Regions from separate parts of the Homo sapiens genome. Here region 1 is linked to region 2. A link is an interaction called in ENCODE POLR2A ChIA-PET data of the cell type or tissue named here. Cell type or tissue: A673. All regions are shown on one strand. Links, peaks and the distances in the headings refer to the core of each region. The heading gives the core; the rest is flanking DNA.

Region 1 (4,399 bases), core at 286-4,285, 420 kb before region 2:
GCACGCACCACCATGCCTGGCTAATATTTGTATTTTTAGTAGAGATAGGGTTTTGCCATGTTGGCCAGGCTGGTCTCAGACTCCTGACCTCAAGTGATCCACCTGCCTCGGCCTCCCAAAGTGCTGAGATTACAGGCGTGAGCCACCATGCCTGGCCTGGATCGCCTTTTTCTCATCTCGGAATTAGGGGGTTTTAGAATCTTTAAGGTCCCTTTTATCTGTAAGAGTTCCAGTACTTTTTTGCTAGTGTCTTCTGCTCCAGTTAAATATATCTCCTTACTCTACACGGTTTTTTATTTTTCCACATCCTTTGGCATACTAGCATAGCAAAAGTCATCTCATTCTTCTGAAAGAGCCTCCTCCATCTTCCATTCTCCAAACTGCTGTTGCCTTACTTAAGTCCCGTTTTCCTTCAGCCTTTGCTGGCATATTGTTTATGTTTCATATTGATCTCTGCTTTGTTAATTTTAACTTTTTCTTATCCTGGAAACTCCTCAAGGTATAGTTTTCTTAATTCTAAGCTTTATAGACCTATAGACTGTTATGTGCAGGTACTAAAATGTAGTACCTTTTTACTAAACACAAAGCACTTACTTTTCTTTTGTTCTGTTGCCGTAGTCATTCCAAATAAATCTAAGTGAACTATTGATTTTGATACAAAGCAACAGCCTCTGCCACACTGAAGAAGTGAGCTTTAAGCAGAGACTAGAAGGGTAAGTAAAAGTTAGGAAAAGAAAAGCCTAAGGGGGAAAATGAAGTTCAGAGAGGAAACATGTTGAAGGAACTAGGGCCAGAGAAGGCAAGGTCTATTGTGGGAACCCAGAGAGACTTGGTAGTATTGGAAGAGAAAGTGCCTGGGGAAAAGCGCAGATGAAACAAGGCTGTGCAAGTAATCGTGGTCCAGATCTTGCAAGGCCTGGTAATCCAAATTAGGAATTTTGGTGTTTGTCCTAAGGTTTTAAGTGGGGGATAGGTACACTTTTTTTTTTTCAGATGTGCATTTTTAAAAGCTTCAGTTGAGAGGTGAATAATGAATTGGGAGAGGGGAGCTTAGAAAAGGGGCTTGAGGCCAGCATCGTGGCTCACACCTGTAATCCCAGCACTTTTGGAGGCTGAGGTAGGTGGATCACTTTAGGAGTCTGAGACCAGCCTGAGCAACATGGTGAAACCCTGTCTCTACAAAAAATACAAAAAAATTAGCTGGGCGTGGTGGCATGTACTGGTAGTCCCAGTTACTCGGGAGGCTGAGGTAGGAGGGTGGATTGAGCCCTGGAGGTCCAGGCTGCAGTGAACGAACCATGATCGTGTACTGCACTCCGGTCTGGGTGACAGAGTCTCAAATAAAGGGGGGAAGTTGAGAGTACAATTTGGAGGAAACCAGTTAAGCTGTTTAAGTATGGGATTGTGCAGTAGGGGTGGAGAAAACTTAGGAGAGTAGAGAGAGATTTAGGTGTTCTGTTGGGAAGAATTTTCTTCCCAAACTTGTCTCACTTTGTTTTTACAGAAGATGTACTCTTATCATCTGTAAAAAATATGTATCAGAGTATGTGATAGACAATATGTATACCTGTGTTCATGTCATCTGAGGATAAGTGCTGGAGCAAGAAATCAATATATAGTACAGTTTTTAGGTCATTTGGCTAACCAGCTGTTAAATTGTATGAAAGAGGCAAAGATAACATTGAGCAAAAGCAACAGGAATTTATTACTGGTGTGTCAGGAAAAAGGTTACTGAGGGGTAAGGACAAATCAATGGAAAATGATTACCTGGGTTGTCTTATCCAACTGTTCCATTCAGGGTTATAATATTTGGATCCTTTTAATAAGATTATTTGCCTATAGTGCTTATAGTGTGGAGCACCCAGTAAATAATGTTAAATGGATGTGACCATGCCAGGGAGTGGGAAAGTTGTTAATCTGTTTTTGAAAGCCTTGGATTCTAGCTATTATCTTTTAGCAATAAGTACAAGTACCAATGATCTTTTGCCCATCATTGCTACTTTGGTATTAATGAACTGGGCAAATTTGTCATTATATTGAGATGGTTAAGTCCTTGGAAAGTCAGATTTGAAATGTAAAGACTTCATTTATTGCTGGAGTCAAGAGGCGCAGCATTTTCAGGAAGTCAAAAATAACTTTTTATGCCAGGTACGGTGGCTCATGCCTGTAATCTCAATATCGTGGGAGGCCAAGGCAGGAGGAGGATTGCTTTAGAGCAGGAGTTTGACACCAGCCTGGGTGACATAGTAAGACCTCATCTCTGAAAAAAAAAAAAAAAAAAAAAAAAAATTAGCCAACTGTGGCATGTGCCTGTAGAAATTAGCCAAGCGTCCTGGTGTGTGCCTGTAGTCCTAGCTACTTGGATGGCTGAAGCAGAGGATTGCTTGAGCCCAGGATTTCGAGGATACAGTGAGCTGTGATCACACCACTGCATTTCAGCCTCACTGACAGTGGTGAGAACCTGTCTCAAAAAAAAAAAAAAAAAAAGAATCAGCTGTTTTTTTTTTTTAAACCTTTATTTTAGGTTCAGGGGTACATGTGCTGGTTTGTTATATAGGTAATCTATATGTCACAGGGGTTTGGTGTACAGATATTTTGTCGTCCAGGTAATAAGCATAGTGCCTGACATTTATTTTTTCTGATCCTCTCCCTTCTCCCACCCTCCACCCTGAAGTAGGCCCCAGTGTCTGTGGTTGGCCTCTTTGTGTCCATGTGTTCTCGTTCTTTAGCTCCCACTTTTAAGTGAGAACATGCAGTACTTGGTTTTCTGTTCTGTGTTTGTTTAGGATAGTGGCCCTCCAGCTTCATCCATGTTGCCTGTTGCTGCAAAGGACATGGTCTTGTTCTTTTTTATGGCTGCATAGTATTCCATGGTGTATATGTATCACATTTTCTTTAGTCTACCATTGATGGGCATTTAGGTTGAATTTCATGTCTTTCCTATTGTGAATAGTGCTGCAGTGAACATATGCTTGTGTCTTTGTGGTAGAATGATTTATATTCCTTTGGGTATTTACCCAGTGATGGGATTGCTGGATCTAATGGTAATTCTGTTTTAAATTCTTTGAGGAATTGCCACATTGCTTTTCACAATGGGTGAACTAATTTATACTCCCATCAGCAGTATAAGTGTTCCCTTTTCTTCACAACCTTGCCAGCATCTGTTATTTTTTGACTTCTTAATAATATTCATTCTGACTGGTGTGAGATGGTATCTCATTTTAGTTTTGATTTGCATTTCTCTAATGATTAGTGATGTTGAGCAATTTTTCATATGCTTGTTGACTGCAAGTGTGTCAAAAATAGCTTTTTAATTTATTGAGTTGCTATTCACATTGAATTGAAAATATCTGTAATTTGCCTCACAGATTCTGATATATAGTAAGTTTTCCACAGATGTTAATTCTGTTTTTGTTGTTGTTGTTGTTTGAAAGCTCTCCACCTAGGAAGAGAATTGCCTCCCCACTTGCAAAGGCAAGTTTAATAGAACATAATATCTTTATCCTGTGTCTAGAAATTGCTGTTTTAGCTGAGTTTCAGAGTAGAATATAAATAAGAGTCTGTTGGTTTTTCTAGGCCATTGTGATTCTGTATTTTCTTCTCACCTTGTGTTAATTGAGGTCAGAATGAGTCTCAGCCACACTGTAAGAACCCCGGTGGTCTGATACTGACTTTTTGTACATCACACCCTTGCTGTGGGGAAGACCAGTGAAAGAATTCTGAGTTGTCCTTTCCCCTTGGGTGAACTAAATTTGTCTTTATGGATAAGAACTATAATCATTTAATATTAAAACATTCTGAAAAATATCCTAGAACTTGTACTTTTTTCAGTGCCCAGTGTGAAGATCTGAAATCATAAGTAATCTTTTATTATGTTTTTTGGGTAAAAAGTTGGCAATAATGTTACTCTGCCAAATGCAAAATTTTATAGAGTATCTAGTTACGAATCCTTTTTTTTTTTGAGATGGAGTCTCACTCTGTCGCCCAGGCTGGAATGCAATGGCATGATCTCAGCTCACTACAACCTCTGCCTCCCGGATTCAAGTGATTCTCCTGCCTCAGCCTCCTGAGTAGCTGGGATTACAAGTGCGTGTCACCACGCCCAGCTAATTTTTGTATCTTTAGTAGAGATGGCGTTTTACCATGTTGGTCAGGTTGGTCTCGAACTCCTGACCTCATGATCTGCCTGCCTTGGCCTCCCAAAATGAATACATTTTTAAAAATTTGGTATTTCATGAATTCTTTTCAGTATTACTTTATGACCCCCCTATTCCTAGACAGTTGCTACAAACTGCAAATTTTCTATTTAGATTCTTTCACTAAATACTTCAAGTTACATAAAAGTTGTGTTTATGTTTTTTGATAGATTGTTAAAATTAGGTGAACAATATTAACATTG
Region 2 (4,399 bases), core at 118-4,117:
CTTCCTTGGGGCTAAAAGGAGTCGGACCATGTGAGAGTGGAGGGTACTGAGGTTGTGCTGGCCTTTGTGCTCAGCACCCTCCATCCACTGCCACCCACCTATGCCACTCTCTTGGCTTGTTGACTGGCCAGGCTGGGGACGCAGTTTTCTTACATGTCCAGAGCAAAGCAGTAGAAGACAGGCCAGCACTGCAAGCTTGAGCCTACGTGCTCCAGCATCTCCGAGCTCCCAGGCATCCACCCACCCCACACCTCAGCCACTGGCTCCTGGGCCCTGGCAAGTGCCACATTCCTGATGTGGTGGACGCTGTCCCAACTCATGTCAGGCCAGGCCCAGAGGCAATGGGAACTGATGGACAAGATGGATCACCACCTCCCCACCTACACAATTATTGTAGACATCCCACCCGAAAGCTTGTTCTATAGTTGCCATGGAGGAATGCCCCAGAGGAATGAATTGGTACCAAGGTCATAGTGACTTCATGCACCAAACGCAGGGAGGTATAGCAGTGAAGTGCATAGACTTGAAGTCAGGTTAGCTGCGTTTAAATCTGAGGTCTACCACTTCCCAGCAACTGGGATCTTGAGCAATTATTTAACTCCTCTAAACCTCAGTTTCTTCATTTCTAAAATGAGACTAATAATGGTAGCACACTTCATAATCATCAAGGAAGACTAAAACAATTGTTACACCAAAAGTGCTTAAAACAGGGCCTAGAACAAAATGAGCATTTCATAAATGTTGGCTATTGTTACTTTTCTAGAGGTCTTTGGATTCAATGAATCAATATGACAATACATGACCTTGTGGAAAGACACTAATGGTGGTCTCCCACACATCAAGTCACAGAAGTGGGGGACATAGTTTTAGGGCATTGGGAAAGCTGGTGTTGCTCACAGGGAACTGTCTGATGTAGAAAAGGGCTTCCCGGGAACTGTGAAGTCAGAAAAATTGGTCAAAATCATACTGATTGCTGTTAACATGTCGGAGGCAGGCAGGCTGCAGAGACAAAGCCTCTGGGGTCTCCTGATCACCACTGCGTAAAACCCAGGTTATTCTCCAGCACCCCTAGGACAATCTCACCCCACAAGCAAAAAGGATGGTTGTGTGAACCCTGCTGTTGTAAACCTGGGGCTGGGAAAAGTGAGACCAATTTGTTGGATAAAGATGTGAGGACATTTAAGCCCTTGCCATGCATGAAGTTAGGAAGATGGCAATCATTTTTGCTTATAGCAATGCCTTAAAACTTATCCTATATCAGCAGCTGTGACTGGGAAGAGCCCTGTGCTGGGAGTGCAAACGAGACCATGAGCTTCTTGAGGTAGGTGTGGATCTAATCAATTGCCTGGCACACAGATGATGCTCAGTAAATATTGGCTGGATGAAGTCAGGAAACCTGTGTTCCAGTCTCTGCTCTGTAGGGAGCCAACAGTGTCACCCCGGTCAATATGCCTCTCCTCCAGGGTTGCTGTTCCCCATCTGCCTCTAGACTTGATATCTGAGATTCCATTGAGCAGTAAGATTCTGTCCGTTCCCAGCCTAGGAGCTTGCTGCCCACCTAAGGAGACCTGTCTTGCTGTAAGACCCTCAGGCCTTGCCCTCCTCAACCTCAGCAGGGAGACTGCCTGCCTGAGTTGGAGGTGGTGTGTGTGGTGGAAAGGCAAGGCTCCATGTTTTTTTCCTTTTGACTGCTCGATAGTGGAGCCTCAGACCCCTTGCAGGAGGAATGAGTCGGTGTGGGGAGGGTAATTGAGCCGAAACTGGCAGGAGGAGGAGAATAGGTGCAAAGGAAGTCAGGGCAACCAGCTCCCTGGGGAGAAGCTGAGAGGCAGCAAGTAGAGGCCGAGCCAGAGATGATAGGAGAGGGCCCAGCAGCAGCAGCGAACAGCAGTGTGGCTGGGGAAGAGCAGATGGGGCTGGCAGATGGGAGCTGACAGGCTGCACGGGCTGGCAGGCAGCTCAGCATTTCTCAAGAGGCAGCTCCGCTGAGCAGCCAAGGGGAGATGGGGAAGGCTGAGCTATCAAACCCTTTCTGCTTCCCAATCATGTCTTTCTCTAGGAGACCTACAGGAGAGGATTGGGCCTAAGAAGTCAGGGTTGCCTCCCACAATTAATGATAAAATTTCAATTCGAAATCAATAACTTAATGGAATGAGATTTCTTTTCATCTGAATTGGGAAGCATTCATTAAATACCTACTCCGTGGCAGGCCCTCAGTAGGATGCTAGGTGAGAAGGACCTCTCTGCCGTGCAGGGGAAGCTCAGTCAGGAAGTAGAGCAGGCAAGACCTCAGACTCCAGGCAGACAGTACCACAGTACAGGTGGGCAGTGGGCCAGCTGTGGGGGAGGAGGGAGGGCCACTGGAACTGGGAGGGGACGTAAGACAGGAAGGCTTGGCAAAGGCAGCAGCATGCAAATTAACTCTCCGTTTTCACATGGAGGAGGTAGGGCCTTCTGACTGTGTGAGTCAGCTTGCAGGAAAGTGCAAAAGCCAGTCTGAAACATAAAGAAATATTAAGACATGCAAGGCCATCCTTGGTTTCCCTTTAGTCTGGTTTGCTTAAGGGAAGCTTTCTTCATCCAAAATAGAACGTGGTTAGGGGGTGGGGGAAGTAAGAAGCAAATCCTACCATCGTGCTCTGGATCCCATCTCCCACACATCTCCTTGCTGATCCCACCCTGGGACACTTACTCAATTGATTATCCCAGCTCTCTTCAGTCTCGAACTTCTCCTCTGTTGGTCCCTCATACCATCTTTGAACTTGATCCACTATCTCATTAATAAACAAACTATCCCCTTTCATGCTTACTTCTTCTCTGTCTCTTTCTCACTGTAGCTAAATATCTTTAAAACATGGTCTATATTGTCTTAGAGTTAGTCCTGCTGCTGCCTTAGTCTTGCTGAAGAATGGGAACAGAAGATGGAGATTCTGAATGGCCAGAAAGAAGGGCCTGGCCACAGACAGCTTTGCCTTTCTCTGCACCGACCAGGTAGGGATCACAGGCCTCAGTAGTGCCGATCCCTTCCAGGTTTTGTGCCAGAAAAATTCCAAGTCAAGCCCCTCAAAGGATCACAAACTGCACCATTGGCAATGGCTTGTTTAACCGAACTTGAGAACTGTTCTTGACCCCGCAACCTGGTATTGTCTCTAAAGGTTTTACCCAATCACCTGGGGATGCTGTCTTTCAACTCTCAGATTTGGAAGAGGATGAAGAGGAGGTACCACTCTATACTTCAGCAGCCACTTCAGTGGAACAGAAACATTCAATATCCAAGCAACAGTAGGCATCCTCCCACTACCCAGACTTCAGGATAGGGACTGGCTACTATTGCTGTCTCAAACCCAGGAAAGCGTCTGTCATAGACAAACCGAGCATTTTCCCTCCTCACCACCTATGAGATATTGCATGTCTCTGAAATCACTCAGGTTGCCCCAAGCTCAGTCTCCCTTTATAATTCCAGGAGAAGCAGTGATAGCAGTTCGCTTATCACAATTATAAATTCTCCTGCCAGCTACTACAATTCAGCATTGATGAATCCACAAAATGTATGGTTTAAGACTTTCATTAAATCCTCCTAATGTGGGCCAGTTGAAGAGGAGTTTAGTAGACAGCTGAAGAGATTAGAGATAGCTAGAGTGATAGAGTCCTGATGCCCAGGAGAATGGAAGCTGCCAAGATGTGGTGGCTTACATCTGTAATCCCAGCACTTTGGGAGGTCAAGTTGGATAATCACTTAAGCCCAGGAGTTTGATACTAGCCTAGGCAACATAGTGACACCCCATCTCTACAAAAAACTAAAAAATTACCCAGGAGTGGTGATGTATGCTTGTGGTCCCAGCTACTAGGGAGTCTGAGGTGGGAGGATGCATTGAGCCCATGAGGTTGAGGCTGCAGTGAGCCATGATCACGCCACTGCACTCCAGCCTGGGCAACAGAGTGAGAACTTGTCTCAATATAAAAAAATAAATAAATAAATGCAGTTTGTTGGTGAATTGAAAAGGAATCAGCCTTTCAGTCATGATGGGTAGCCTCTGACCTCCACTATGTACATCCCCACTAAAATTGGGTAGGTGTCCTGTAGGACTGAGACTCAGCAGTTAGCTGACCTCTTGTACAAATTTGGATGCGAATAGTTATGCGCTGACTGAAACATCTGGTCTGGTTTGATTTGAGAGAAAAGAAACATGGCAAAAAGGTTATGAATATGGAAGTGGAAGAATGGGAACAGAATGTGATGAGGCAATAAAGGATGAGGTCTGATGAATGGAGAGATTGTGTATGAAAAGTCCATGAGTCTATGGAACCAGCAAAGCATGAAAGGTTTAAGACACTTCATCAGTTGGGTTTTCTTGCCTTGAAAAAGGGGGAATAGAAAATGATTTGGTAAGTACTCCCT

The links. Peaks named below come from ENCODE experiments on the same cell type or tissue, not always from the same donor. Only the 100,000 strongest peaks of a DNase experiment are listed, where the experiment ranks them.
Region 1: POLR2A ChIA-PET joins it to region 2 with 9 read pairs; 4 of 35 experiments call an interaction of 5 or more read pairs at or near these places.

Annotation. Positions count from the first base shown.
Region 1 is chr1:113,932,522-113,936,920 of GRCh38, forward strand. All of the region lies in intron 1 of HIPK1 (homeodomain interacting protein kinase 1), which reads left to right. Among named protein-coding and RNA genes, the nearest start is that of HIPK1-AS1, 5.2 kb to the left of the region's middle. In A673, for the core only: no CTCF peak of the experiment used is centred there; no DNase peak of the experiment used is centred there; H3K27ac peaks cover 1,500 bases.
Region 2 is chr1:114,351,089-114,355,487 of GRCh38, forward strand. It overlaps the pseudogene LOC100421116. Among named protein-coding and RNA genes, the nearest start is that of TRIM33, 160 kb to the right of the region's middle. RefSeq lists enhancers at 1,412-1,912, 1,913-2,413 and a silencer at 1,779-2,073. In A673, for the core only: no CTCF peak of the experiment used is centred there; a DNase peak (open chromatin) is centred at 2,373.